Linked DNA regions of Homo sapiens: all the other regions are linked to region 1. Evidence: chromatin loops called from intact Hi-C (ENCODE). Cell type or tissue: heart right ventricle. All regions are shown on one strand.

The links. A loop is a pair of places that touch in the nucleus more often than their neighbours do. Peaks named below come from ENCODE experiments on the same cell type or tissue, not always from the same donor. Only the 100,000 strongest peaks of a DNase experiment are listed, where the experiment ranks them.
Region 2: it touches region 1 in a loop (7-fold over the local background); 92 of 110 quality-filtered maps call a loop at or near these places.
Region 3: it touches region 1 in a loop (5-fold over the local background); 35 of 110 quality-filtered maps call a loop at or near these places.

The regions. Positions count from the first base shown.
Region 1 is chr3:142,983,107-142,991,106 of GRCh38, reverse strand. All of the region lies in intron 2 of PAQR9-AS1 (PAQR9 antisense RNA 1), which reads right to left. Among named protein-coding and RNA genes, the nearest start is that of U2SURP, 14 kb to the left of the region's middle. In heart right ventricle, a CTCF peak has its summit at 3,828 (motif pointing right); a DNase peak (open chromatin) is centred at 3,252; H3K27ac peaks cover 1,124 bases.
Region 2 is chr3:142,825,232-142,833,231 of GRCh38, reverse strand. It overlaps PCOLCE2 (procollagen C-endopeptidase enhancer 2), which reads left to right. Exons shown (of 9, transcript NM_013363.4): 6 at 3,386-3,540. It also overlaps the pseudogene RPL8P3. Among named protein-coding and RNA genes, the nearest start is that of PCOLCE2, 60 kb to the left of the region's middle. In heart right ventricle, CTCF peaks have their summits at 4,161 and 4,360; a DNase peak (open chromatin) is centred at 4,331.
Region 3 is chr3:142,925,447-142,933,446 of GRCh38, reverse strand. HLMR1 (hepatic lncRNA metabolic regulator 1) reads right to left here and starts at 6,772. Exons shown (of 5, transcript NR_038455.1): 1 at 6,551-6,772; 2 at 179-242. RefSeq lists an enhancer at 3,986-4,280. In heart right ventricle, CTCF peaks have their summits at 2,672 (motif pointing right) and 4,129 (motif pointing left); no DNase peak of the experiment used is centred here.

The DNA.
Region 1 (8,000 bases):
AAAAAAAAAGTCAAAAGTGGCCACAGTTGTAAAGTTTCAAAAGTAAGTAATTAATCAGTGTAAACTTGCTTTGCTATCTGTTTTAGTCCATTTTCACACTGCTATAAATAACTTCCCTGACACTGGGTAATTTATAAAGGAAAGAGGTTTAATTGAATCATAGTTCCAAATGGCTGGGGAGGCCTCACGAAACTTACAATCATGGCAAAAGGGGAAGCAGGCACAACTTACATGGCGCCAGGCGAGAGATTAATGCTGCAAAGGGGGAATTTCCAAACACTTTTAAAGCCATCAGCTCTTGTGAGAACTCCCACACCATCATGAGAACAGCATGGGGAAAAGCTTCCCCATAATCCAGTCGCCTCCCACCAGGTCCCTCCGGGATTACAATTCGAGATGAGATTTGGGTGGGGACACAAAGCCACACCATATCACTATTAGTGCCATATCCTCCAGATGAAGTTGGAATCTGATATGCTATCTATTCAATGCTGTTAAGAAAGCCACACAACTCTCAGAGGGGGAAACATTATCTAACATTGTAGGGACAGGAGCCACAAAAGATCACCAGGCAAACTTGGGCCTAAACTAAAGGGTCCCTCATCTCATTTGTATATTAAACTAGGAAAATACCCTGATAAATCCAGCTCAAAATTATGCAGATATCAGAGCCTTGTTCCATTTCTGGTTAATAAGAATTAATTACTCCAATTTGGCCAGTTTACTGGACTTTGAATTTTAGTTTTTCTCCTGTGATTTCTCATTTCCTTTTTCATTAAAACTTGTGGAAAAATGCTTCAAGAAGCTGTGGGTGGGCCGGGCGCAGTGGCTCACTCCTGTAATCCCAGCACTTTGGGAGGCCAAGGCTGGTGGATCATGAGGTCAGGAGTTCGAGAACAGCCTGGCCAAGATGGTGAAACCCTGTCTCTACTAAAAATACAAAAATTAGCCAGGCGTGGTGGCACACACCTATAGTTCCAGCTACTTGGGAGGCTGAGGCAGGAGAATCGCTTGAACCCAGGAGGCAGAGGTTGCAGTCAGCCGAGATCATGCCATTGCACTGCATTTTCGGCGACAAGAGCGCAACTCGGTCTAAAAAAAAAAAAAAAGAAAAGAAACTATGGGTAAGCAGACAATTCTTATACTTCATAGTTGGAAAATAAATTGGTACAACCTCCCTTGAATGTCTATTTGGCCATAGCTGTCAAAATGTGAAGTGCTCATACCCTTTAACCCAGCAATTCTGCTTGTAGGAATTTACCTTCTAGATGCACTCTCACATAGGTAAAGAAGGTGTGCAGCAAAAGACCAAAAATGCCCTTAATATCCATCAATATGGGACTTTTTTAAATTAAAAGTATTATAATTCTAACAAGCAGTAAAATTTTTCCCTTTCATGTACAAAAATCATTAAATCTATAACCTATTTCTTCTTAGAAACCAATGAAAATGTACTCAAAAATGTGGCATTGAACACGTTATTAATGTCAACTAATATTGACATTACTAATATTCAAAGATTATTGTCATCAAGCATCCACAAGGCTCTACTTGCCTTTTTGTAAAAATAAAATCAAAATTATTCTCAGCTTATTTCAAAACTGTCGTGATAAAGTGATATTACACTGGTGCAGATGTGATTGCGGTTTTCCCATTGAAAGTAATGGCAAAACGGCAATCACTTTTTTTCTTTCTTTCATTTTATTTTTTTTTTTATTATACTTTAAGTTTTTAGGGTACATGTGCACAACGTGCAGGTTTGTTACATATGTATACATGTGCCATGTTGGTGTGCTGCACCCATTAACTCTTAATTTAACATTAGGTATATCTCCTAATGCTAATCCCTCCCCCTTCCCCCTACCCCACAACAGGCCCCGGTGTGTGATGTTCCCCTTCCTGTGTCCATGTATTCTCATTGTTCAATTCCCACCTATGAGTGAGAACATGCGGTGTTTGGTTTTTTGTCCTTGCGAGAGTTTGCTGAGAATGATGGTTTCCAGCTTCATCCATGTCCCTACAAAGGACATGAACTCATCATTTTTTATGGCTGCATAGTATTCCATGGTGTATATGTGCCACATTTTCTTAATCCAGTCTATCATTGTTGGACATTTGGCTTGGTTCCAAGTCTTTGCTATTGTGAGTAGTGCTGCAATAAACATACGTGTGCATGTGTCTTTATAGCAGCATGTTTTATAATCCTTTGGGTATATACCCAGTAATGGGATGGCTGGGTCAAATGGTATTTCTAGTTCTAGATCCCTGAGGAATTGCCACACTGACTTCCACAGTAGTTGAACTAGTTAACAGTCCCACCAACAGTGTAAAGGTGTTCCTATTTCTCCACATCCTCTCCAGCACCTGTTGTTTCCTGACTTTTTAATGATTGCCATTCTAACTGGTATGAGATGGTATCTCATTGTGGTTTTGATTTGCATTTCTCTGATGGCCAGTGATGATGAGCATTTTTTCATGTGTCTTTTGGCTGCATAAATGTCTTCTTTTGAGAAGTGTCTGTTCATATCCTTTGCCCACTTTTTGATGGTGTTGTTTTTTTCTTGTAAATTTGTTTGAGTTCATTGTAGATTCTGGATATTAGCCCTTTGTCAGATGAGTAGATTGCAAAATTTTTCTCAATGTGGGACTCTTAAGAAGGTTTGGTATGGCATGCCCGAAGAATGCTCTCTGTAGAGGTGGGGGCTGAAATGCTATGCCACTGTTAGAAGAATGAGGGAGATCTTTCTGTACTGACTTAGAACTTGCTCCAAGATACACTATCACATGACAAAAGCAAGGTACAGAACCTTAAGTTTTTTTTTTTAAGGCATCTATAGATATATCATATACAACTGTGTGGCAGGCAGCTTCTAAGATGGCCCCCGGTGATCTCCTACTCCTGGTGCCCATGCCCTTATTTAATCCTCTCCCCTTAAATATGGTTCAACCCAGGAATTTGCTTCTAACAAACAGAACACAGCAAATGTGATAGGATATCACTTCCGAAATTAGGTTACCAAGAAACTTTGGCTTCTAGTCTTGCTTGCCTTTTCTGGCTCTTCTCTCTTATTTACTCGATGAAGCCAACTGTCATGCTGTGAGGTGTCCTATGGAGAGGACCGTGTAACAAGAAACTGAGGGAAGCCTCAGGCCAAAAGCCAGTGAAGAAATGAGGCCCTCGGCCCAACAACGTGTGAGGAACTAAATCCTGCCAAGAACCCCTTGAGAGAGCCTGACAGCAGATCCTCCCGAGCTGAGACATGAGCTGACTGCAGCACCAGCTGACAGCTTGACTACATCCTTGGGAAAGCCCCAGCGCTGGGGGCCTAGCTAAGCTGCTGCATTCCTCACCCACAGAAAATGTGAGATAATAAATGTTTGTTGTTTTGAGCCACTAAGTTCTGGGTAATCTGCTACGTAGCAGTAGATAACTAATATAACGTGTATTTGTTTATGCATATACACAATATATTTATTTAAAAACTGGCAACTGTGCTTGCCACTAGGAAAGCCATCTTTAGCTTCTGAGGGTCAGGGGTGGGAGGAAATTTACTTTTCACTCCCCATTCTTTGGTCTATTTTAATATATTGTTTATTCAACAAACAGGTAAATAGGTCAATACTTTTTTTGTTTTTGCAAATAGAGAAAAATGATTATTTTATAAGATGGACAATTTTTTTGATATGCCATGTTTTCATAAGAGGACAAAAGCCACACTGAAATAACCAATTAAGTTATCCACATAACTGAATGTAGGCTTTGAAAAATTACATTTGATCTGTGTATTTGGCTCAGGAGAGGTGGATTGTAAATTATTTTCTTTAACCACTAGAGGGCACATTGCATTTGGTTGTCTTTCAATTTCATGTAACTGAAATGTATATTACAAGAGAATGTCAAAGAATAAGAGAAATGTGCTTTTATTTTTTCTTTTGAGACAGAGTTTTGCTCTTATTGCTCAGGCTGGAGTGCAATGGCGTGATGTTGGCTCACTGCAACCTCCGCCTCCCCCCGGCTCCCCCTGCCCTGGGTTCAAGTGATTCTCCTGCCTGCCTCAGCCTCCCAAGTAGCTGGGATTATAGGCGCCCACCACCATGCCCGGCTACTTTTTTGTGTTTTTAGTAGAGATGGGGTTTCACCATATTGGCCAGGCTGGTCTCGAACTCCAGACCTCAGGTGATCCACCCACCTAGGCCTCCCAAAGTGCTGGAATACAGGGGTAAGCCACCATGCCCAGCCGAAATGTGCATTTTAAATGTAAATATTTTAGAAAAATACTTTGATGAACTTAATGATAAACATTTAAGCATGAAGAAAAAGACAAAGTAGAGGGAAAAAATAATTCTTGAAACCTAAAAACTGGTAAATCCAGATACTGTACTTGACAATCAAATAAATGAATACAATTTTTTTTCAGTTACTAAGTGGAAAGATAGTAATTCCGAGTCTCTAGGAAGCAAAAACAGTTGCAGCAGCAGGAAGAGCTGTATCGTGAAGTGCAGGCAAAGACACTTTATGGAGTTGTGATAAGAGGAAATTCATACATAAAGAGAAGTTTTAAAATGTCTTATTTCATTTTATTTGGTGGGTAATATATTTATATCATAAAATTTTAAAGGTACAAAATAGTATACAGTGAGAGATAGAGTCGGCCTTCTCCCTACAATGCATTTGCCCTCCTTGGAAGTTACCACTGTTACTGATTTCTTATATATCCTTCAAAAAAAAAATCGATACACTTGTAAATATATGTCAGCAAATATATTGAGTTTTTTGCCCCCACAGAAATGGCAGTGTGCTACATACATGGTTGTTACTTTCTTTTTCTTTTTCTAAACTTACCAATAATTTAGAGATCCTTCTACATCTGACATAGAGACCTGTCTTATTATTGTTAGCAGTTGTCTGCTATTAAAGTTACATTATTTTATAATTTGATTGAAATGATACCCATAATTTATTTAATCAGTCTCTATAAATTGACATTTAAATTGACTCCAGTCTCTTACTTTTGTAAACACTACTGCAATGGATGCCCTTTTACATATATCATTTTGCAATGTGTATTTCTGTAGGATAAATACTGGGATTTAGTCAGAGGATATACACAATTAAAGTTGTCACAGACACTGCCGATTTGTCTTCCATAAAGGTTGTGCCAATCAAATTCCCAACCCCTTGTCTTCCCATACCTTGCCCCACATCGTTTGAACCTGATTTTTTTTTTTTTAATCTTGGCCAGTCCGCTAGGTGAAGAATGGTATGTCCTTATATTTTGCTTTGTGTTTTTCTTATTATAAGTGAGTTGAGCACCTTTTCATGTGTTTAAGAGAAGGGCTTGTCTTAATCAGGCCAAACTTTACTATAAAAAGGGGTAAAATGTTAAGGTATTATTAGCCAAGTTAAGACTAGAGGGAGAAGTACATTTTAATGAGGGAAAAAAGAACCTGGGAAAGTCCTGAACTATCCTCATAACAAGGCCCTCTGCATCACTCCTCCACCCCTCTACCTGACCGCTTTCTGGGCTGGAACCCCAGTGCCTTGGCAGAGCCCATGACAGTTCTCCCCATCAAGCTGAGATAAGGCCAAATACCACCTGGGACCAAAATGTAGCAATGTGAGGCCATCATTTCCAAAGTGCCTTTTATCTTCATAATCCTCAGCCCTGCTTTGACCTGGTGCCCCTCTCAACCTTTTCCCTGCACTTTTTTAGATCAGCTCTGTCCAAAAGGAATATAACATGAGCCACATATGTAATTTTAAGTTTTCTAGTAGCTATATTTTAAAAAGTAGAAACAGTTGTAATATAAATAAAATATATAGGTACACTATATCTAAAACATTTCAACTTGTAATCAGTATTAAAAATTATTGAGATACTTTACACTGTTTTTATACCAAGTCTTTGTAATCCAGTGTGTATTTATTTCCACTCACAGCACATCTCAGTTCAGACTGGCCACATTTCAAGGGCTCAGCAGCAGCATGTGGGTAGACCTGCACTGTCTAACTGAACTTTCTGCAATGATGGAAATGTCAGATCCTTGTCTCCACATAAATATCTTCTGCCCTCATACATTCAGTCTGTCCCAGGAGCACTTTTCCTCGTGAATAGGATCCTGGCACTCTCCTAAGTCACTCTACAACCTTTTGGCATTTCTATTGGAGACCATTTATTCTTCCGCACCCCATGTTACCAGTCCCAAGTTCCTCAGGCACTTCAGTCTAGATCTGAGACTATGAGAAACATAACTACACATGTAGCTATTTAAATTAAATTTAATTAAAAATTAAGTTCCTCAGTTGCACTAGCCACATTTCAAATGCTCAATAGCCACATGTGGCCAGTGGCCACTACATTGGACAGTCCAGGTCTGAACTATTTCTCTTGCACTATCAGATAAAAGTCCTCTCTCCTGCCGTGCAGATCAGCTCTAGAACCTCCAGCCATCCCTTCTAGAAGTCATGGAGCTGCCTCCATTGATAAAGAATTCTGGAGGCTCCCCCTCATTCCTTGTAGCCTTCAGAGCTACCCCTCAGTGTCTTACCCCAGCTCCCAGCACCCCACATCCCAGCTTTTGAACATCTGTGTACATCTAGGTAACAGCCTGGCTGAACATTTCTTGTACCTCCTGAACTCCAACCTCACTTTCATTCCATTTCGGTCACCAGCTCCCAGAACCTGACCCTTGATCTGGTCATCGCCAGACAATACCAATCCCAGAAAGCTTTTTTATTCCTTCATTTATAAGTAATTAACAAGTAGCGCATACTACATTCTTCTTGGGAAAAAAAAAATGAACCATGAAGCTAAAGGGAAAGTCCCTCTTGGCCATCCCACCCCCACTACCATTTCAGGCCCCCCTCTCAAGCCCTTCTCCTGAGGCCATCCCCCTTGTTTTTCTAGACATGGATGAGCATGTGCACACTGTTCTGCTACTTGCTTGTTTTTCTGAGCAATATCTCTTGCAGACCTTTTCATGTCAGTATATGCAGACCCACCTCTTCCTCGTTATATGCATATGGGGGGAACGGGTAATACATTTATATGGTTAAAACCCAAAAAAGAATAAAAAGATGTGCAATGAAAAGTTTCCCTCCCTATTCCTGTCCCTTGTCTACACAGTTCTCATACTAGTTTCCTAGGTAACCACCATTGTTTGTTTCTCATGACAAATAATTATTCTTCATGCATTTCCATCAAATATGAATATAGGTTATTTTTCCCCATTCGGCACACAATTTATGCATATTTTATGGCACTGTTCTGAAGCTTGAAGTGCCTTTCCACGTCTTTCAGAACATCTATTAAAGCATCTTTGTCCTTTTTACAGAGGCATGGTATTCCCCTGGATGGCTATACTATAATTTAACCAGAGCCCTGTCAATGGAGTATTGGTTTGTTTTCAATGTTTACTATTACAATCAGTGCTATAATAGAGAACCTTGTACCTATATTACTTTCCATCTGTGTAAATATGTCTGCAGCATAAAGTCCCCAAAGGGAAACTGCACAGTCAAAGGGTATTTGAGTAGCTAATTTTGATAGATTTTGCCAAACTGCCTTCCACAGGAGCTGTGCCAATTTATACTCCATCAGTGCATATCTTGGTCTTTTTTGTTTATTTTAGAGATGGAGTCTCGCTCTGTCACCCAGGCTGGAGTGCAGTAGTGTAATCACAGCTCACTGCAGCCTCAAAGTCCTGAGCTCAAGCAATCCTCATCTCAGCATCCCCAGTAGCTAGGACTACAGGTGCATGCCACCGCACTCAGCAAATTTTTAAGTTTTTTTGTAGGGATGCGTCTTGCTATGTTCCCCAGGCTGGTCTCACACTTCTGGCTTCAAGTGATCCTCCTGCCTCAGCTTCCCAAAGTGCTGGGATTACAGACGTGAGCCACAGTGCCTGGCCTATCTTGATCTTTTTAACTGCTGCATAATATTCTTAAGTACAGAGAATACACCCCAAAGTGTATAGGCCCCTCCTACTGATGCAAGACA
Region 2 (8,000 bases), 160 kb after region 1:
GGGCGACAGAGTGAGACCTTGTCTCAAAAACACAAAACAAAAAAGAAAAAAAAAATGCACACTGTACCCTTTCATTTATGACGTTTAAAAACATGTAGACCTACACAATATATCGCATAGTGATGCATATGTGTGTGATAAACCTATAGCTAAAAACAAGAAAATGATAAGCACAAAATTCAGGGTAGTGGCTGCCTCCATGAGGGTGGAGGAGGGGCAGCCCTGGCGGCGGCTATTGAGCATCACTCATTTACCAGGGGTTTGACTGGAAGAGCTTGGCTGCCAGCTCACCAACTAACACTTTTATCCAGAGGAATAGTTTTCATAGTCAGAATACGTCTGGGTTAGAGCAGTGCAGAAAATGAGAAAACCTGTTTGGGGAGCTTTTCCCTGTTAAAAAATGAACAGGAGGAGCACTGGGGATAGGTAGACAGCACCCCATCATACTTGGTTTGATTCAGTGTAGATCAATGCCATTGAATTCTGTTCAGAAACATTGATTCCTCCCCGGCTGTGTGCTGGGCACCTGGAATACAAAGATAAATTAAAACTGCAAAGAAAAGTACTGGGAGGGAACAGAATAAGGCAGATAAGTAAATTGGCTAATGAATGTCCTGGGTGGGTTTTTGAGTTCTTTGGCCCAGTCTGGACAAGTGATCAGGGAAAGCTTTTGAAAGGAGATTGTGCCTCTCGAAGATGAGTCTTGAAGGAAGAGTTGGAGTTAGAGACAGCAGGGAGGACAAGCTCATCCCAAGCAGAGGTAACTCCATTAATAAAGATACGCGGGAGAGATGTGTGTTATTTCTGCAGCCAAAACCTTGAGTTGGGGCCTCTATACAGATGAGGCAGGAGGGTTGAGTTGGCTTCCGTGTGCTGCAGAGATGGTAACGCTCAACTGAATTTAGGCCAGGCGTGACAGGACCAGAGGCTCTAGAACCCCCGTCCTAGAGAAGGTGAGCAGGGAGCCTAGTTCAGAGACTGTTGCAATGGTCCAGGTAAAGTCGAGGAGGTGGAGAAGGGTGGTAGAAATGAAGAGGAGGGTGTGGATCAAGAAATACTTAGGAGGCAAAAATGGCAGGACATGGTGTTTGGTTGGCTGTAGTGACTGAAGGACAGGAAGACTATGGAATGATAACTAGAGACAGCTAACAGTAACTGGCTCTATACCACATGAAACAGCATCTCAGTCCGTTCTTGGGATTTGCCAATGCAGAGTGGATCTAAGTGAAATTTCCTCTTGTCTGCCTAGTGATTTATAACAATTTGCAGATGTAACATGGCCCCCAGTACATTTGTGGCACTGTGATTCTGTCACATTTATCCTAAAGCTCAGTTGCAGCAGAACAAAAATATGTCTTTGTTCCTAAAATACTCTTCCTTGAGAAAATTCAGTTTCCAATATACTACCCCCAAGGTTAATTCATAGAAAAGGCAGTGAATGATCATATAATTATAACATCATGTCTAGAAGGCTGACCTGATTGAGTCTTTCCTTTCCTTTGCTGCTTATAAGTGCTTTTTTTGTAATTTTATCATTTAAACAAAATTAACATGTTTTATTTGTAATTGTAGGTTAGAATTGTGTGTAGTGCATTGTTTTTATTTATTTAATGGGAGTGTTTTTCAAAAGCATGATAGAATATTTTCGTGAAAGGCTCGAATCTCAGAAGCATTATTTAAATAACTTCATCACTTTTGTGGCTGGAAGTGTCTTAGTCCGTTTTGTGTTGCCTATAACAGAATACCTGAAACTGAGTAATTTATAAAGAAAAAGAATTTCTTATAGTTACGGAGGCTGAAAAGTCCAAGGTCAAGGGACCACATCTGGGGAGAGCCTTCTTGCTGGTGGGGACTCTCTGCAAAGTCCCCACGCAGCACAGGGCATCACATGGCAAGGGGGGCAGAGCATGCTAACTCAGGTCTCTCGTCTTATAAAGCCATCAGTCCCACTCCCGTGATTGCCCATTAATCCATTAACCCACTTATCCATTAATCTGTGAATGGATGAATCCATTCCTGAGGGCAGAGCCCTCATGACCCAATCACCTCTTAAAGGTTCCATTTCTCAATACTGCCCCACTGGGCATTAAATTTCAACATGAGTTTTGGAGGGGATAAATATTCAACCCATAGTAAACTGTAAATGTAGATCACAAAGCTCACTTTTTGATTCATCTCATCCCCTGGCTCAGAAGGTTATATTCAGGACGGAAAAGATCACGCAGTTTTTCTAACTGGTTGGGTCAGGTAGATCTACCCTCTCTGCCACCCAACCCCACTCAGCACAGCTGACAGTAGGGGGAAAAAAATGCTGCTTCATTATTTGGTGTCCATGATGTGTAAGAAGTGATTGGCTGAGAAGATGTCTCAAAAAGGTGTTCAGTCAGACCACTGGTTAATTCATTTAAATAACTTGTTAAATTTTTTCTACTTCTGAATTAGTTTTTAAACAGAATTAATCAGACAGCATTTTTTTAACCATTGTGTAAATAACAATAGCAAAACTTAAATGAAACTATCTTGTGTAATATAGTAATCCCCTAAGATTTTAGAGAGCTTTTGAGCCTCACTTACCATCTCCACTAAATCTTTAGTGCCAGCTAACCAGGAAGCTCCTAAAATTAGAGCTCTTAATCAATGATGCCATTCATGAACACCAAAACAGATTCATCACTTTCTTTTTTTTCCTTTACAGCATTTTGCTAATGGAGATTATAATAGAAATGTTTCCATTTCAGACATACCGAAGAACTGCCATTGAAAATGAAATGGAAGTCCTTTGCATGGCTTTCTTAGCCCGGAGTGGATAGAAAAGATAATCAGTCCACTGAGATAATCCCTCTGGCTGCATCTTTACAGGGCGTGGGAATTTGTTCACCAGATTTGTCCATTTTATGCTCTGTAGCCAACATGGCAAACCCAGGCCAGCTTGAACGCAAGTCTTAGTTCAGAGAATCTGCCTTTTCCCAATCAGGCAAATCATGAGGTGCTTTTTGAAAACCAGCCATGTCCCAACGTCTGCCACAGTCTCTAGAGTTATCTGGTCCTGGGTTCAAGTTCTGACTCTCCCAACATACTAGCTATAGGGCCTTGAGTAAATCACTTGAACTCTCTGAACTTCAATTGCCTTTTCCATAAAAAAAGAGATAAAAATAGGGTTGTTGTGAAGGTGGAATGTGACAATTCACATAAAGCACAGTGCCTAGCTGAGCAAACACTCGGTAAATGTTAGCTATTAGAATTGGTATTTTTAAACGTTTTAACTTTTAAGTTTAAACAACTGGTAATCTATTGTCGGAAGTTAATGGAAAACTAGAAAATTTTACATTTTCAGAGAGGCACCACTTTTAAGTATTTATAAAAAAACACATTTTTCTTTTTTTAGGCCAATTGTGTCTGAGAGAAATGAACTTCTTATTCAGTTTTTATCAGACTTAAGTTTAACTGCAGATGGGTTTATTGGTCACTACATATTCAGGCCAAAAAAACTGCCTACAACTACAGAACAGCCTGTCACCACCACATTCCCTGTAACCACGGGTAAGTTTTCCTGTTTGGAAGTTTGTGCAAAAACTTTAGGAGTATAAGAAGAATTCTTTTAAAGTAGAAAAAAAATAAGAGGAAGATACTTGAAATTAAAGTTAAATAGGATGAAAGCTTTGGTAAGAGAATAATATGACTGCATTAATGAAAGAAAGGTATGGGGTGTAAGAATGCTTGTAAGCTAATAGTTTTTAAATATCAGGTAAGAAAATTATGACCATTGAACAATGACTAGGAAGCCTATTAGAAGCACAGATCATTCTAAGACTAAGTTTCTGTTTCTGGAACTGACAAACTTGTCGTTTGCTTTTTATTACATAGAATTGTGATATTTTAGGTTGAAGTTCTAGGGCCTTGCTATCTGTGTTTTCATATTCTGCCAATGTTTGTTTTTGGTTTTTTTTTTTGCTTCTCAGCGAAATGTCATATAAAATGTTATTTATTTATTTATTTATTTATTTTCAAATCGGAGTAAATTAAACAACAATATTCAACGAAGTACAGAGGCTGGTTGGGAAACTGGCCTGGGGGGCTGAGGCATGTATGTAGGGAGTGGAGAGGCAGGGTCTCTGTAGGTAGTACCTGGCCTATCAGCTCCACCCCCTGGGATTTCAGGCCTCAGATCTAAAAATCCAAACCCAGGGAGGAGGGGGAAAAGCGGGAAGGAAAGACTGAAGGTTAAGATGTAAAATAGGCTGAAATAAGCCCAGCTTTATTGCCCACATTTTCCATGTACACCTAGGCTGGGGCTGAGTACAGGCAGGCGCCTCTGGGTCTAACGTTTCCTTGCACTCTGCAAGTGCGCCACTGTGTGGTGTGGACGTGTACTGCCTCATGTAACTGCTGTATTTCTCCAGCTCAGCTCAGTAAGCCTTGGTGTCCATGTTCTTTCCAGTGAATTATCTGGTCACACCCATTGAGCTAGTGGTTCCCTTGCTTTTATCTCCATCCTCAACTTTCTCTGAAATCGCAAGCATGGATTTGTAATTCTTTCCTGGACACAATGTGACTGTAGCTATTTAAATGAAAGCATATACAAACTTGTTTTTATCACACTATTTTCTGCCTCAGACCTACTTCTCCACCTATTTTCCCAAGCACGTCCACAGCATCGGTAGCCGCACTCATAGGGTCATCTTTGATATCCTCTATCTTTTCTCCTGACCTCATGCCCTACCCCGCTCCCACCACACCGAGTAGACTGTGTTGTTCTCCCATTAAATTTATAGTCTACAGCTATGCTATCCAATATGGCAGCCACTGTGAGCACTTAAAATGTGGCTAATGATATTGAGGAACTGAACTTTTAATTTAATGTTAATGAATTTAAAATTGAAAAGCTTCATGTGACTAGTGACTACCAGATTGGACCACATGGGAGCCCAAACCCCTTCCCGTGGTGTGTCAGACCCTTCACACTTTGTCCCCAGCCTCTCTTTCTAGTTTCGTCTTCAGGCCTTGCAAACTCTCTCCTATGCTCTAAGTATTTTTGTGTTTATCCTATGTGTGGGGGAAGCTGTTGATGGGTTTAAGCAAAGTTCAGGATTAGTTTCACATTTTACAAAGATCACTGTGGCCACTGTCAGGTGAATGAATTGTAGAAATCCAGGGGGTCACCAGAGTCTCGTGCTGGTCCAGGCGAACTGTGCTATGGCACAAATTCAGAGAGAGTCAAGAGATGAGAGGGAAACAGTGACAGGCCTTGGTGATTCATTGGACTAGGGAGGTCAGGGAGGTAGGTGTCAGGAATGCCTCCCAGGTCCCGGGCTTGCACAGCTAGGGGGATACTGCCACTGTTCACAGAGGTAGAGAACTGGATTCGGAGGTGGATTTATAAATTAGGCTGTCGCCTTGTTGGGTTTGAGGTGTCCGTGAGATTTTCCAGTGGATATGCCATGCGTAGGGGTACACGGGTCCCCAGACTAAAAGATTTAAGCCAGATTTAAATTTAAGAGTCACCCATCATCCACAACTCGGGTCACAGCGCGCCCCTCCCCAAGGTGGTCTTCCGCGACCCGTACTGGTTTAAGAAGCGGACGGAGCTTTTCATTGCTGCCGAGGGCATTCACACGGGCCAGTTTGTGTATTGCGGCAAGAAGGCCCAGCTCAACATTGGCAGTGTGCTCCCTGTGGGCACCATGCCTGAGGGTATGATCGTGTGCTGCCTGGAGGAGAAGCCTGGAGGCCGTAGCAAGCTGTCCTGGGCATCAGGGAACTATGCCACTGCTATCTCCCACAACCCTGAGACCAAGAAGACCCGTGTGAAGCTGCCCTCTGGCTCCAAGAAGGTTGTCTCCTCAGCCAACAGAGCTGTGGTTGGTGTGGTGGCTGGAGGTGGCCGAACTGACAAACCCATCTTGAAGGCTTGCCAAGCCTACCACAAATATAAGGCAAAGAGGAACTGGTGGCCACGAGTATGGGATGTGGCCATGAACCCTATGGAGCATCCTTTTGGAGGTGGCAACCACCAGCACATCGGCATCCCCTCCGCCATCTCAGAGATGACCCTGCTGGCTGCAAAATGGGTCTCATTGCTGCCCGCCAGACTGGACGTCTCTGGGGAACCAAGACTGTGCAGGAGAAAGAGAACTAGTGCTAAGGGGCTCAATAAAGTTTGTCTTTATGCCAAAAAAAAGTAAGAGTCATCAATATATAGATAGTTGAAACAATGATCAAGAACGAGATGACCTAGGCAGAGATTGAGGGCAGGAGGAGGAGAGGCGCGGAGATTAACCCTCTAGAAACTTCCGTCTTTTTGAAGAGAAGGTTACACTGGCAAAGGTGACTGAAAAGCAGTGGCGAGGGAGGAGGGAGGAGAACTGGGAGGATGTGTGGTGAAAGCCGTGGAAGGGAATGTTACAAAAGGGAGTGGTAAGTGAGTCAAGCGTTGATGAGACTTCCAATAAGGGAGGACTACAGTGTTTCCGTTTGGTTTCATGACATGGAGTCTACTGGAGACGCCAGCACAATCTATGTAAGTGGCTTTGTGCCGCCAGCAGAACCCGGACAGTGTGTGCTGAGGGGAGTGTGGAGCATGGCAAATTGAGATAATAAGTTCAGTAGCTCATTCCCCAAGTTTGGCCTTAAAGAAGAAGGAGAGGCTTTGAGAGTCTTGAACCTGCTTATGTTGATGGGAGTAACTAGCAAAGAAGAAGGCAATGGCAGACAGAAGGAATAAACTGAGAAGGAAAGTTTCTATAAAGGTGAGAGGGGCTGGCTCCAGAGGACTCACAGAAGGCATGACTTCAGGTCGGAGGGGGGTGACCCCTCTCTCAGAGGAGGAAAAGAAGAGAGATGGTATAAAGATGACTTGGAGGTTTGGTGGGGATCTTGAGAACATTTTCTGCTATGCTTCTCTTCTTCCTAGAAAATAGGCAGGGTCGGCTAGGTGCGGTGGCTTACACCTGTAATCCCAGAACTTTGGGAGGCCGAGGCGGGTGGATCATGAGGTCAGGAGATCGAGACCATCTTGGCTAACACGGTGAAACCCCGCCTCTACTAAAAAAATACAAAAAAATTAGCCGGGCGTGGTGGTGGGCACCTGTAGTCCCAGCTACTCGGGAGGCTGAGGCAGGAGAATGGCGTGGACCCAGGATGCGGAGTTTGCAGTGAGCCGACATCGCGCCACTGCACTCCAGCCTGGGCGACAGAGTGAGACTCTGTCTCAAAAAGAAAAAAAAAAAGGCAAGGTCACCTCTGAGAGGGAGAAGGGAGTGGCAGCACGGGAGGTTAGGAGAATGAGAAAGAATTTGAAAAACAGCTGTAGAAATTGGAGAGTAGGCTGAACTCCAGCCTGTCACTCTGCTGAAGGCCCATTTGTGTACTCAGTTGTCTGAGGGCAGGCACAGGAAAAACAGATTTCTCTGAAGATTCATACAGGGCTGAAGGGCAGAGGGGAAGGGACCTTAAGGCATTGTGTAGAAAATGATTGAAATAATGGACCATGGAAATGAAATAGAATTGCTAAGGAAGTAAAGACAGGCCAGGGCTGACGGGTTGGGAAAAATGAGAGCAGCCAATATATTGAACCATCAAAGATGGAAGAAAACATAGTCATAGAGTGATTAAATAAATAAGCTTGGAGGGGAGAACGCTGTCCTGGTTGCCAGCAGGTCTAAATTTGATAGACTGGCAATGAACAGCCATAGCATGAAGACATCCGAGCCTGGAACTGAGTGTCTAGGAAAGTCCCTGGTGAAGATGAGGCCACGGGGACTGCGGGATCAGACATGGGAGGGTGGACCCATAGAAACGATCGCGGGAACACAGCCAGGGAGGGCTGAGAACCGGGACCAGCTTTGTGAGTGAAGGGCAAGGAGACAGATGACAGTTAAGATGAGGAGGGGAAGGAGAGAGCCAGTGACTTGCAGGCCAGACAGCAGGCCCCACCAAAGCAGGAGAAGGGCATGTTGGACACCCACCCCACTTCCAGACTGACCTTCGGAGGCTGAGAAGCA
Region 3 (8,000 bases), 58 kb after region 1:
TACAGCTTGTGCCCTCAACATTTCCTGGGCAACAGCTCCTAACTAGGACCACTTTCCACATCTATGCCCTCTGGTGCTTCGACTCTGGTCTCCTTCTGTCCTGTTTCCATACCTTGCCAGAAACTCGACATTTTTTGGTTTCCTCCAAAAGAGCACTTTGTGTATCAAAAATACAAACCTTAGGTTTTCACTCCGTCCTGGGGTGTTGACCTCTTATCTGCATGACAAGTGCTGAATTGCTCCTTTTGCAAAAGAAAACAAAAAAAGAACAATAATAAGCTGTTTTTCATGAACAGAAAATCCTTGAGGACAGGGACCTACTCTACCTTGACTCGCATCTAACCTTGTGCCTAGAAAAATTGTTGGGCCCAAGGTAGGTGCTCCATAAAATGGGTTGAATGAGTTCACACACACACACACACAAACACACACACACACACCACATTCTTAAAATGATGAAAAAATCACATCCTGTTTTCTGTTGCAAAAGTTCCAACTAGAATTGATCTTTCCCAAGATAACTAGCATTAATACAGCTTTGCTCAACACCAATTATTGCTCACAAAGAATTAGTTTTCCTCACTGGCACTATTATGGGTCATAATAATAATGTTTATTGAGCACTGGGGATCAGATACTAAATTATCTCATTTAAAACCTATAATAACCCTATGACTTATGTACTATCCCATCTTTATCTAAAAGAGGAGAAAAACTGAAGCCTAAAGAGACTTGGTAACTTCTACGTGATGGCTAGAGCTGGGCTTTTCATCCCAGGTCAGCCTGACTCCAGATCTCTTAACCGAACTTCTGAAACTCAAGCCAATTTTCTATAATGAAATACATTAAAGTTATATCTGAAACAACTACTACTCTTCTGAATATTACTTTTCTTTTGTAGACTAATCATTGGCATCCATATATTTAAGTATTTCTTAGGGAGCTCAATTTTTTCACAATATTGTACATTTAAAATATAATGTGTACAAGACAGCTTGCAAATAAGCAGCAGAGAAAGAATGGAAGTGAAATCTATTCTTTGCACTGAGTCTGTGTTTGCTTTAATTCTAGTTTCCGGTTTTGAAAGTACTTTTTTGTCTATTTTTTCTTCTTTTTCTTTGTACTGATAGTTTAATTACTTATTTTGTGATCATAAAACAATGAGCATTGTGACAATTTTACTGCAGTAAATATTCTTTGTCTGAGTCTAGGTTTCCTAGAAATTATAGTCTGAGGCAAAATTTACATTCTAAAGCTTCACTAGAGGGATGCAAACCCAAGGGAGCAGGAGTGAACAGGGGCAGGCCAATGAGACAGGAAGGCAGGAAAGTAAAGAGAAGATGTCTTATTATTGAGCTGGCCTTGCTTCATAGAAAGCACTATTGGTTGCTCTGTCACCTGGAAGTTTCCAGAGAGGCCCACATGGAAACATTTCTCAGAGGAATCCTTTGGGAGAGAAGAAGAGCAAGAATTTATCCATGGGTTATTGCCTATCATCTGCCTCTCAGTAGTTAAAATTTGCCTCACTGGGGCTGGGCGTGGTGGCTCACACCTGTAATCCCAGCACTTTGGGAGGCCGAGGTGGGCAGATCACTTGAGGCCAGGAGTTGGAGACCAGCCTGGCCAACACAGCGAAACCCCATCTCTACTAAAAATACAAAAATTAGCTGGGCGTGATGGTGGCGCCTGTAATCCCAGCTACTTGGGATGCTGAGGCACAAGAATCTGAACCTGGGAGGCAGAGGTTGCAGTGAGCCGAGATCCTGCCTCTGCACTCCAGCCTAGGTGACAGAGTGAGATTCTGTCTCAAAAAAACAAAAACAAAAACAAATTTTTTTTTTGTTTCACTGGGTATTAGCTTCTAGCATTGTTACCTGGCCCTTTGTATGAGTCTCAAAACACAAGGTGAGTCAGTGAGCATGCACAAGCCAGGGACATTTCCTTTCTGCCTGCAGCCTGACGTCTCGAGGCCCTATCAAGCCAGCGTGCCCCCAGTGGTCCTGTTGTGTCTTGCACCTGGTGACAAGGAGGGCCCAGGGTAGGAGGGAAGAAGCCAGCGGTGTAAGGCATGAGGTAGTGTGATCCTGAGCTGTGCCTTGGAAGACCTGGACACCTGGAGCAGCGGGCAATAGGCCCAGCTGGCTAAGCAGAAGGAACACGACAACAGCATGGTTTCTGCAGTGAGAAAGTTCCAAGAGCTTCTCCACAACAAAGACCAAAACCACCTCTCTGCACTCAAAAGAAGGTGATCTTTTTGGAGGGTCATTAGTAGCATTGAGCAGAAAACCATAGCTGAGGATCAATAACCTCAAACTGTCAGAACATTTTCATAACATGTCTCCTGGTGCACATGCAGGAGATTTTTCTTTGGTGAATATCTGTAAGTACAATCTCTATCAGTGAACACTTCTAAATAGTAGCTTTAAATGGTTGCTTGTCACTAAGTTTGGTTCTTTTCTTATAAATATGTCTAGAACTCATCTATTGATCCATACATTCATCCTGGGGGAAAGTACCATTGAGTATCCCTATCACAATTGCCTCATTGTTGAACTGGTAATAGACATCTCAGCAAACTCACAGGGAAACTAAAAGAAGAATTAAACGCTTTGAGGTATTTTAAACTTGGAGAGGCTATTTAAATCCATGTTACTTTTAAACCCAAAATTTCCCATTGTTTCCAGGAGAGGGCACAAATTCATCTTACGGTTATTCTTAGTGCTTTTCATCACCTTTCTTGACTTTACCCCACGTGTACACATGCACACACCCTCACATAAACATGCACACCCTACCTCTTATTTTATAAAATGACTGGTTATCTATTAACCAGCTTATGCAGCCATTTCAGAACCTATGCAAAGCAGCTTTGAACAGACTCTTCACTCTGCTGCAAGATCCAGAATGTCAACTGGGGCTTCATGAGGTTCCCATGTAGAGCTGGGCCTGCTAGTGTTAAATACATATGGCTTTAATTTACAGTCCAGTCCCTATATCGTTGTTTCCAATTGCCAATGGCATTGGTAAACCAACAGTAGTAATAGGAGTAGTCTCAGGCAATAAGGAGACACATTTTCTATAGAGAATTTTAAAACAATAATTAAATGGACTAAAAGCTGATTTGCTTTTACTATATTCACACATTGGCAATTCTACACAATGGTCAAATGCTCTCCCCGTCCCCGCTAAATCTTTTGTTGGTCTGCAGTCGAAAAAATTTCTGTGGTTATTATTCAATTTTGTAATACATAAAATCAGCAATGTTATTGCTTATCTCTTAAGAAACACATTTTCTCCTTTAGTAATAACTCCTGTGTGGGAGTTAACTCAGAGAAGACTTGACATAAATGGACTTATCTACACACTCTTGTTTGAGAGTTAAGTTCCAGATGGTTCAGAATCATTCATATTTGTGCTTGCTTTGGGTACACTTCATGCTCCAACCCATGTGGGACTATCTGCTTCTGCATTTAAACACTAGATCTGGAATAAGCAATGGCAGTAGAGTGATTGTGACAGAACTTGGGCTACCTCAATTCTCTCTCATTCAATTTAGTGCTCTCATGAAAACTCACTTGGAGTTTTTATTTATAATTAAAATTTAAAATAATAATGCAGCGTAAACCACAAGGTGTAATTTTTTTTGGTAACTGCAAGTTTATTTCACATGTGCAATATTTCACACCTTTGAATAATATCTTTAAAAATTGAAATTGATGTCTTTTTTATTGTTCTTTTTCTTATGTAATTACTATTGCACTGTAATGTTATTCATTTTTATGGCAGTCTAGTATGTAGGTATGTGTATTTTCTTTTTTGTTTGAAAAACATTAATGTAATTAAAAGTATTAGTCCACTACTTTCCCCTTTTTTGATACTATAAAATGTATTTTATTATTTTATTTTTCATTTTTATTGGAATGATTACATATACGAAGTTCAATAAAATAAAAATCTCTCTCAGTCCATTTTTCTTTTTATTCATTTCATTATTATTACCAAAAATAATGCTGTATGGAGTAGTGGGGTGTTAAAAAATGATCTGCTCGACAACACCAGTCACACAAGGCACGCCCTGCTTCCTTGCAGATCCTCAGGAGAGCTGCCCTGTCTGAGAACACTGCCCTCTGCTGCTCGGTGTGAATTCACCCATGAGGCTTATAAACAGAGAATTAACCCTCACTCTACCTTAAACTTACTCTTTTATTCAGAGAGGTATATCTAACTACAGTGTCAACTTTGTCTTGGTTCACACAGATCCCCAGGAACAGAGTGAGCAATCAACACATTTTTGTTGAATGAAAGAAGGAATGTGATGTTACTTTGCACATATTGGAGAGTGCATGCAAATGTGTTAATATGTCTGAGTATTGTGTGCAAGTGTGGGTGTTCACAGCACAAAATAGGCTGGTCAAGAGTGAACATCATATATTTTACTTTTCTTGCACCCACCCACCCCCCGCCCCCCACCACTTCCCAGCCGTGCCAGAGACACTACAGATGCAGACTAACAAATTGACTTAGAAGGTCAGGACTCAAAAGCCTATTCCAAAAATATTAAGAATGGCCAAGAAGTTAAAATCCAATCAAATAAAATCCCATTTTTTAATTCTTTTGTTAGCACACTAGTTTTTTGTGTGGTGGAGGAGAGGTTACTCATTAGAAAATAAAATTCTAAACTTATAACAAGATACTATAACTGATACTAATCTTTGCCAACTGTTAATAATTTCTTTCTCATTCTTGTAACTGATGCCCGAAATGCATCTAATATATAATTCCGAAACATTTTAATTACCATTATATTTAAAGTAAGAAAGGAGGGGGAAATGTAGCTTTTAAAGACTCTGAGCAGCTCACCTAAGATGGCCTTTCAAAGATAAGTGATATAAAACATTAAAGAGCCTAAAGCTTACATAGTCCAGCCTTGGTGTGTAAATAAAGGAGGCAGAGCCCAGAGAGTATAGGCTTGTTCAGAGTCTCACAGTGTGAGGGTATAGCCAGGACCAGAAGCCTGCAATCCCTACTTCCACCCCAGTCTCTCATCCTACACAGCACAGCTTCCAATGTAGAAGAAAATGGCTCTATCTTTGTTTGTTATATCAGATTGTTTAAAGTATTTAAGATATGTGCTTTAGATATCATTACACTGGCAGATAACAATATACAGAGTAATAAGAATTTGAAGATAACTTTGAGAATCACTTATTATAACACATACATTAACAAGAGAGAATGAATATTTACTAAGTATCTACCACATCCATGGCACATGGCTATTCCCTATAGAGACTACTGAATGAATAAATGATAGCATGAACTTATGTAACACTCGCCATAAGCCAGGTTGGTCTAAGTGCTTTACATTCATTAAGACGTTTAATCTTCACAACAACTCTGTGAATATCTGTTATTATCACCATCCCCAGTTTACAGATAAGGAAATTGAGGCACAGAGAACTTCACCAAGATCAGGCAGCCAGCAAACAGAACTTTACAACTTTGGTCATCTGACTCCATGGGCTATGCAAACTATGATCTACCTCCCATCTTAAGGAACAGAAACATAGGAAAAGGTGAATGGTAATGCGGATTTAAATAACAGTTAATGACAACTATAATGGACAAAAGGCAATATCCAAGAGGCAAGTGAATAGTATAAGTCAGAACTCTTTGCGTGCAAGCACCAGAAACTAAATTTAAAATCTCTTAAGTTATCTCAAAAGCTATTTATTTGCTGGCAATAGTAGAAGGCATTGTGGGCTGAATTTTGTCCCCCCACAATTCATGTGTTGAAGTCCTAACTCCCAGAACCTCCAAATATAACCATATTTGGCATAGGGCCTTTAAAGAGGTAATCAGGGTAAATTGAGGTCATTCGGATGGATCCCAATCTAATCTAACTGGTGTCCCTGTAAGAAAGTGAGATTAGGACAAAGACACACACAGAGGGAAGGCCAAGTGAAGGCACAGAGAGGAGGCCTATATGCAAGCAAGAAGAGAGTTTCCAGAGTGAAACCAACCTCCATGACACCTGGATCTCAGATTTCTAGTCTCCAAAGTCACAAGGAATTAAATTCCCATTTTTAGCCACCCAGTCTGTAATACTTTGTTAATGCAGCCTGAGCAGAATAAAATAGAAGAATACTGGGTGTTTCATAGAATTAAAGAGTTACAGGAAACAGTCGGAGCCAGGAATCTCAAGGACTAGAACAAGGACCTCAACACCTGCAGAATACACACACTATCCTCCCCACACTTCCAGCTTCAGAATTTAAAAATGCCAAGGATGGCCTCAACTGATCCAGTTGAGGTCGCATTCCCAACCCTAAGCCAATCATTTAATTCTCCTAGTTCAGTGATGCATCTCTACCATCCTTCGCCGGTCTGTGTCCCCAGATCCTCCTGTGGTTGAGTTTCCCAAGAGAGTAAACCTGGTTTCTGCCAGGACAAGAGAGAGGCTGCTGAAAGATGAGGAAGGAATCCAGAGGTCTGACTGCTTTCTCCAAGGACTTTCCATAAACCTCCTGTTTTCAGCTCCGCCTCTTACCTTTTCTTTCAGAAGAATCTGGTGCCTCCAATTCTGGGGACTTTACGGGTGCTGTGCCATGAACTAGCTTCCTTCTTAAGCTCCCCATCTGCTGGTACTGCAGTTTCAGCCCCTGTCCATGTCCATCTCCAAAAATGAGATGACATGGACTTTTCACCTATTCTTTCTGTCTTGTGGACTTGGGCCTTTTTGGCTTCTTTGCTGTCATTTTAGTAGCATTTTGAAAGAGATGAAAGAAAAACACAGGTTTTTAAACTGCAATGTTTAACCAGAAGTCTATTTTGGGAATTTTCAAATAATCCTCTGTGAAGGTGCCACAGTGGCTTACTTCTGGCTTGGGAAGGTGGCAGTAGCACAGAGGACAGACAGGAGAGCAGACTAGGAAAAGGGTAGGCAGGCTCTGGCCTCTGCCCCCGCATCAAGCAGAAAATCTTGCTTTTTATGTTTTATACATTGTCCTTCTAAGATTTCATTTGAAGAAAGAGACTTTAACTAAAAATAGAAAATCTTAAAACCACTGTGCAATACCAGCCTGCCTCCTACATATTTTAAAGAGTTTAAATTATGGTGTACATACATGTATTCTGGTTTTTTTTCATTAGATTGTGTTACAAACATGTTTCCATATTTATGTGGCTTTTTCATCATCAGTTTCTTAACCTAGTGCCTGGCACATGATAGGCTTTTAGTAAATAGTGATTGATTGAATGAATGAATTATATTTAACAGCTGCTTCTAATTTATTTGTAATTACAGAGAATAAGCTCTTCCATTCATTCATTTATTCACCCAACACATATTTATTCAATACCTATTATATGTCAGGCATTGATGGATGGTGCTGAGAATACAGGAATGAGTAAGGCAAACCGTCCTTTCCACACAGAGCCAACAGTCTAACGGGGGAATCTGACAAGTGAATTGACAATCACAATATGTATAAAAGCTATGGGAAACAAAAAGCATCTACAGGAGCACATCATAGGGGTCCCTAATGCAGACCTGAAAGTTGGGGAAGTCTCCCTGGAGGAAAAGACTTAAAGTGAATCCTAAAAAACTAACAAAACAGTTTCTGGTTCAGCATGTAAGAAATTTGGAAGTTGCCACTCTGTCCTAATGAGTAAAAAGCTGAACAAACTGAAAAACCAAATTAGCCAGGCATGGTGGTGCACACCTGTGGTCCCAGCTACTCGGGAGGCTGAGGCATGAGAATTGCTTGAGCCTGGGAGGTGGAGGTTGTAGAGAGCCGAGATTGCACCATTGCACTCCAGCCTGGGTGACAGAGCGATATTCTTGTCTCAAAAAAAAAAAAAAAAAAGCAGTGAAAAATCAACAACTCTTCTTAGCTCTATAAGAGAAGTGATGGCACAGGACAAATTGCTTCCCCCAAAATTGGGAAGACCAACAGGCAAATACAGAGAATCACAACTTCAAGAGCAGAAACCTCCAT